Regions from separate parts of the Homo sapiens genome. Here region 2 is linked to region 1. Evidence: read pairs that join two places in POLR2A ChIA-PET (ENCODE). Cell type or tissue: PC-9. All regions are shown on one strand. Each heading gives the region's core, and the rest is flanking DNA. Links, peaks and the distances in the headings are about the cores only.

Region 1 (2,923 bases), core at 196-2,695:
AATCTTTGCCTATATGACACCTTCAGTGAGGCCCTCCCTTGATGGCCCTAATGAGTTGGCAATCCCATGCTTTCTGTCCTCTTCTGCCAGTTTATTTGCCTTCCCGTTGTAGAATGAGGGAATATTAATTGTGCTCAGAACAGTGTCTGACACATAGTGGGTACTCAATAAATAATCGTGTGTGTGTGTGTGTGTGTGTGTGTGATAACTGGTATTATTTGTTCAAGAGGGATTTTAGATTAGGAGTGGTGAATTTGAGAGGCACAAAGTATAAGAGGGAAAATCAAAGTGCAGCAAGGGTGGCAGTGGCAAAGGAATGAGATTTAAGGGATAGAGGCTTACAAGCAAATGGCATCATTAGGTATAGATCATTGTTGTCATTTAATTCTCAACAATCAAGATAAATGAGTTATACAGAGAAGATTATTCATGCTGCCCTAGGTAGGCCACTATTTACCATGCTTATTCTCAACAGAAACCAGTAATTCTAACTCCTTTTGTCTTACAGGCTGGAGATATAATAACAGAGCTGGAATCTGTAGATGATGACTGGATGAGTGGAGAACTTATGGGAAAATCTGGAATATTTCCCAAAAACTACATACAGTTTCTACAGATCAGCTAGAGGAGAAGCTTGTCTGTGTTCCTTGGCACAAGAACTCACTTGAACTATCACCTTGACTATCAGATATGTTTTTGCACTATTTTTTTTAACTGAAAAAGAAATATCTAAGCTGTACATGGTACACTAGAATTTTCTGAAAGCAGAAAACGTTCAGATTTTGTAGTTAATTTTCATTACAATAGAAACATGCACATGGAAACCCATGAGCTAGGATTCTACCGAGGAAAACATCTAGTGGGATTAGCAAGGTGAAGGGAAAGCATCTGGTGGCATGGCAGCATGGGGAGGCTCACACACAGAAGTTGCACGTGGACATCTGTTTTAATCAGCACAAGTGAATTAACCATGCTTCTTCATTTTTTTACTTTAGTTAAAAAAGAGGACATTTAATATTCTACATGCTGTAACTATCAGGACATGGTTAGCAATCTCAATTTCATTTTTGATATTCAAATTAATTCTTACAGCTTGAGCATATCAGCCTTATTACCAGAGCAAATCCTTCCTTCAGATGGGATAGTTTACTGACTAGTTGGAGCATTTGTAAGCACATGGTGAAATCAGCCCCTGCCCACCAAAATAATCTTTATGTTACCAAGTGATTCCCATTTGTCTAAGGATTTGAAGGGGGTCTAAATTGGATGTATCTTACTTAGTCTAAAGAACCAAAACCATCCCTGAAATGCCTTGCTAATACAACTAATCCTTCCATATATGTGCCATACTTATTTTTTTCCTCAGTGTATACTTTATGTTAACAGGGTTATTACAAAGCACATTTTCTGAATCTGCAATCATTCCTTTGACAATTACTGGACCCAAAGGAAAATTCATTTTCTTTGCATTATTCCAGTAATATATAAAAACTGTGTCTTGTTATAGTAGTACATTATGAATCACATATAAAATCTTACAATACAGAACAACTGTTAAGATGGAAAACAGTGCCAAACCTCCACAGCTCATTTCTTTGTAATATAATCAGAATGAAAAATAATTTAAGAGGACAGAAGACTGGTACTTTTTTGTTTTATTTTTTCTCTAGCTTATCCCTGCACAATTATTAGAGTGAATGAAAAACCACTTTCCTGCTTTCCATTGTTATAAATTCTAAGCTTAAGATAAAAGTGGTTCTTTACATGACTGAATCAATTACAATTTATGGGCTAGAGCCAAATAGGTTGAAGACAATCATCCAAACAGATCAATGGAATAGAATTTCATTGGAAATGTAAAACACTTTCCCAACAATGGTCATGACTTTCTTCTGTTTTTGAGAAGAGTTTCATATGCTGGACCACATTTTAGCTTTTATTGTTTTTTTTTTCCCATTGTCCAAAAAGTTAAGCAACAAGTGGCCACACTTTTACGTGACTACAACCTGGAGTTCTGCAAAGAAGGTAATATTTACTTGGTCTTTGACTAAAGTTATCTCCCCATTCTATGGTTACATTTTATTTTGGACTATGGGGACTTCTAATACGTTTTGGTAAAGAAGAGAGTATAAAGAAAATTCTTGTCAAATTTCACTCAAAAGTAATTTCATGAGAAATCAATGATTTAAAGCATTATCCAAATTAAATTATCATTTGCAGCAAACTGTACAACAGCAGGAAGGATATGGAATGGAACATGAGGTATATATCTTTGCCTTTATAATTTTAACATCTTATATTGAAGATTCTGAAAACCTATCTTTATTAGAGGAAAATCTCAATCTTCAGTTTTGGCCTTCTGTCAGCAGAATGATAAGTGCAATAGTTGTAAATCTACTTGACACTGTAATAAACTGAACTGAACTTTCAAAGTCCCTTTCTCATACTAGACTGAGTTTTTTGAGAATGGAGGTGGTATCTTTTTTTTTTTTTTTTTTGAGACAGGATTTAATTCCCTTTGACCAGGCTGGAGTGCAATGCAATGTTGGCTCACTGCAGCCTCTGCCTCCTGGGCTCAAGTGATTCTCCTGCCACAGCCTCCTGAGTAGCTGGGACTACAGGCGCACACCACCGTGCCCAGCTAATTTCTGGTATTTTTTTTTCTTTTTGTAGAGACAGGGTTTCGCCATGTTGCCCAGGCTGGTTTCAAACACCTGGGCTCAAGCAGTCTGCCTGCCTCAGCCTCCCAAAGTGCTGGTATTACTGCACCTGGCCTGTGGTACCTTATTTATCTTTGTATCTCTAGTCCTTTGCACCATTCAGCCTCAATAAAGGTTGGTTGGTGGGTTGGGTGAGTTGGTTGGTTGGAATGGATGGATGGATGGATGAATGACTTTCACATACAGCAATACCATCTTGGATT
Region 2 (2,923 bases), core at 111-2,610, 190 kb before region 1:
TTAGAATATTTTTTGAGTAACAGAAAAATTGTGAAGATAGTACAAAGAGCTCCCATATACCCCACACCCTGATTATTAGCATCTTAGTATGGTAGATTCATCACAATTAATGAACTAATATTGATGTATGATTAAACTCCATGCTTGATTCAGATTTCCTTAGTTTTTGCTTAGTGTCCTTTTTTGTGTTGCAGTATTCCGTATAGGAGACTGTATTACATTTAGTTGTCATATCTCCTGAGGCTCCCCTTGGCTATGACAGTTTCTTAGATTTTCCTTGTTTTTGATGACCCTGACGGTTTTGAAGAGTACTGGTCACATTTTTGTATGTTGTTCCCCTGTTGAGATTTGTCTGATGTTTTTCTCATGATCAAACTGGCTTACGGGTGTTTGAGAGGAAGATCACAGAGGTAAAGTGCCATTTTTATCACAATTCAAGGGTATATATTATTATCATGACTTTTCTACTGACCTTGATTACCTGGCAGAGGTAGTGCTTGTGAAGTTTCTCTGCTTGAAAGTTACTCTTTTTGGCATTGGCGTCCACTCTCCCTCCCCAACTGCAAGACCCCATTGCAGTAGTCCTTCAAAAGAAATTTTTTTAAAAAGTTAAGCCTTTTTCCTCTCTTTCCATACTGTAGAAAGTGAAGGAAGTCACTATGAAGTAAGAGTTATGCTACACTTAAGGAGTAAAGAATTATGCTATACCTCTTTAAGGGTAAAGTATCTACATACTTTTTTAGAAATTATTTTGCATGAAAGAGACCTTTTTTTTTGTAGAAATGGGGTCTTGCTGTGTTGTTCAGGCTGTACTCAGACTCCTGGGCTCGAGGGATCTTCTTGCCTCTGCCTCCCAAGTAGATGGGATTGCAGCCACACACCACTGCACCAGCCTAAATTCTTTAATACTCCCTTAGTTTGTTTGGTCTCTCCAAAGATCTGATTAGGATTGTCTCTAGGCCCCACCTGTTGGAGAATGTAAGCTCAATTTCTCCATCCTAATTCTGTCCAAAATATCTGATCTGTATGGATGTCTGGGAGATAATTTCATTGTATAATTAGAAAGGAAAGGCATGAAATACATTTGTCTGATTGAGGTGACCTATGACTAAGACTCATTTACACTAGAGTCCTCTGTCAGCAGGTACAAATGACTAATATAAATTCCTTTCCAATTTTGGAAATGGAGGGGAAGTTAGAGTAGGAAAGGAATTTGGAAAGCACTGGGCTAAGATAATCAAATAACAAGTTAATATTTATTGTGCACTGGGTGCCGAGACAATTCCAGTTGTTTTCAGTGTGTTTTTCTCATTTAGTCCTGGTACCAATCCTATGCAGTAGGTGTGATTGTTTCCTTCATTTAACAGATGAGGAACCTGAGGCCTAGAAAGGGTGAATAATCTCCTCAAGGTCACACAGCAAGGGAGTGACAGAATAGGATTCTGTAGCATGGACTCCTGGTTGCCTCCTTTTTTCCTCATTTCCTCCTTTTTTGGTGAATGGAATCCCTGTATTTCTGGATGTGGCAATGTACCCACCTATGAAGCTACTTCTTCCAGCCTGTTAATGAGATACAAGTAAAAGTTGTTGAATGGGGTTGCCAGGAAAGTTCTTTAAAGGGGGTTCACTCAACTGCACAGAATACCCTTTTCCCCTTACCATCTTCCTCCCACCTCCTGCCAGGAACAAGGCTGTGTAGCTCACAGTAGCCACCCTGGGCCATGAGGTTACTTTGAGGTTGGAACCGAAGCACTGAGAATAGTGGAGCAGAAAAATAGATGGCCCTGCAGTCCCTGCTGATTAGATAGAGTCACCACATGGGTTTTGATTGCCTGCCTCCTCCTTTACTTAGAAGGAAGGAATAAGAAACTCTACCTTGTTTAAGCCACTGTTATCATAGGCCTCAGCTGGCAGCTGAAGGCAGTTCCTAACTGATAGATTCTAACTTGATCTTATTGTTTCCTTCCTCTTACCACCAAGCTGTAATACATTTTGTTATAAGATACCTAGATTCTTGTTGCTATTTTGTACTTTACTGTAGTGTGACCTTGGACATGTTAGTTAGGTTTTATGAGGCCCCCACTCCACCGTTTTTTTACATCTTTGGAATAGGAATTATTCATGCCCTAACTACTCTGCAGGCTCATTATGGGGAACATGCTTGTAAACTTCAAGTGTTCATGTGTGATGTGTAGTTTTTGAAGTGGTTGTGGCCATCCTTGGGCAAGTGGAAGGGTACCAAAATGGAAGCCTTTAGAATCTGAATATAGTTTTCTGGTTTTGTTATTTTGCCTAGTGCCAACTTCATTCAGAATAAATAAATAGAAGCTGTGAAGGGAGGTGATGTTGTCCCTGCTCTGATGCATTTGAGTAGATTAACAATTGCATTGCTGATGAGCCCTAGAATGCATGCCAGGGCTGCTGCATGGGACTGAGAGTTCATTTGTTTTCAATATGGCTGCCTTCATTATACTGGAGCTTTGTTTCCAGAAGATACGTTAATCAAGGAATCATTATACTGGATGATAGTTAACTGCTTTTTCTCTGAGAGCTGGCCAAGAACAAAGGGCTCAGAAGAAAATGTTTGTACAAGATGTGGAGAATTAGTTTTTCTGGCAATAAATGTCACTATTTCCAAATAGTCCTTTGAAACTAGTGTAGAGGTGTTCACATAACACTCGAAGGCCCCCAGCATATCACCCATGTAAATGATCCTGTCTTATCTTGCTACCACACCCTTTGTTTCTTCATTCCTTCACAAAGATTCCCCTCAACATATAGGCTAGCTCAGTGGAGACTACTGGAGCTACCTGGAGATTACAAGGTAGATTGGTTACTCTCAGTGAAAGTGTAACTATTGCCAGTGGAGGGTGCGTCTGGAAGTGGGATTCATTTGGAATAAGGAATGTTATTGTAGGTTTTA

The links. ChIA-PET counts read pairs that join two places held together with the same protein. Peaks named below come from ENCODE experiments on the same cell type or tissue, not always from the same donor. Only the 100,000 strongest peaks of a DNase experiment are listed, where the experiment ranks them.
Region 2: POLR2A ChIA-PET joins it to region 1 with 10 read pairs; 3 of 35 experiments call an interaction of 5 or more read pairs at or near these places.

Annotation. Positions count from the first base shown.
Region 1 is chr4:151,119,793-151,122,715 of GRCh38, reverse strand. It overlaps SH3D19 (SH3 domain containing 19), which reads left to right. Exons shown (of 20, transcript NM_001378122.1): 20 at 509-2,435. The coding sequence ends at 625. Among named protein-coding and RNA genes, the nearest start is that of SH3D19-AS1, 3.0 kb to the left of the region's middle. In PC-9, for the core only: no CTCF peak of the experiment used is centred there; no DNase peak of the experiment used is centred there.
Region 2 is chr4:151,313,642-151,316,564 of GRCh38, reverse strand. All of the region lies in intron 1 of SH3D19 (SH3 domain containing 19), which reads left to right. Among named protein-coding and RNA genes, the nearest start is that of SH3D19, 11 kb to the left of the region's middle. RefSeq lists an enhancer at 397-1,596. In PC-9, for the core only: no CTCF peak of the experiment used is centred there; a DNase peak (open chromatin) is centred at 1,154; H3K27ac peaks cover 2,278 bases.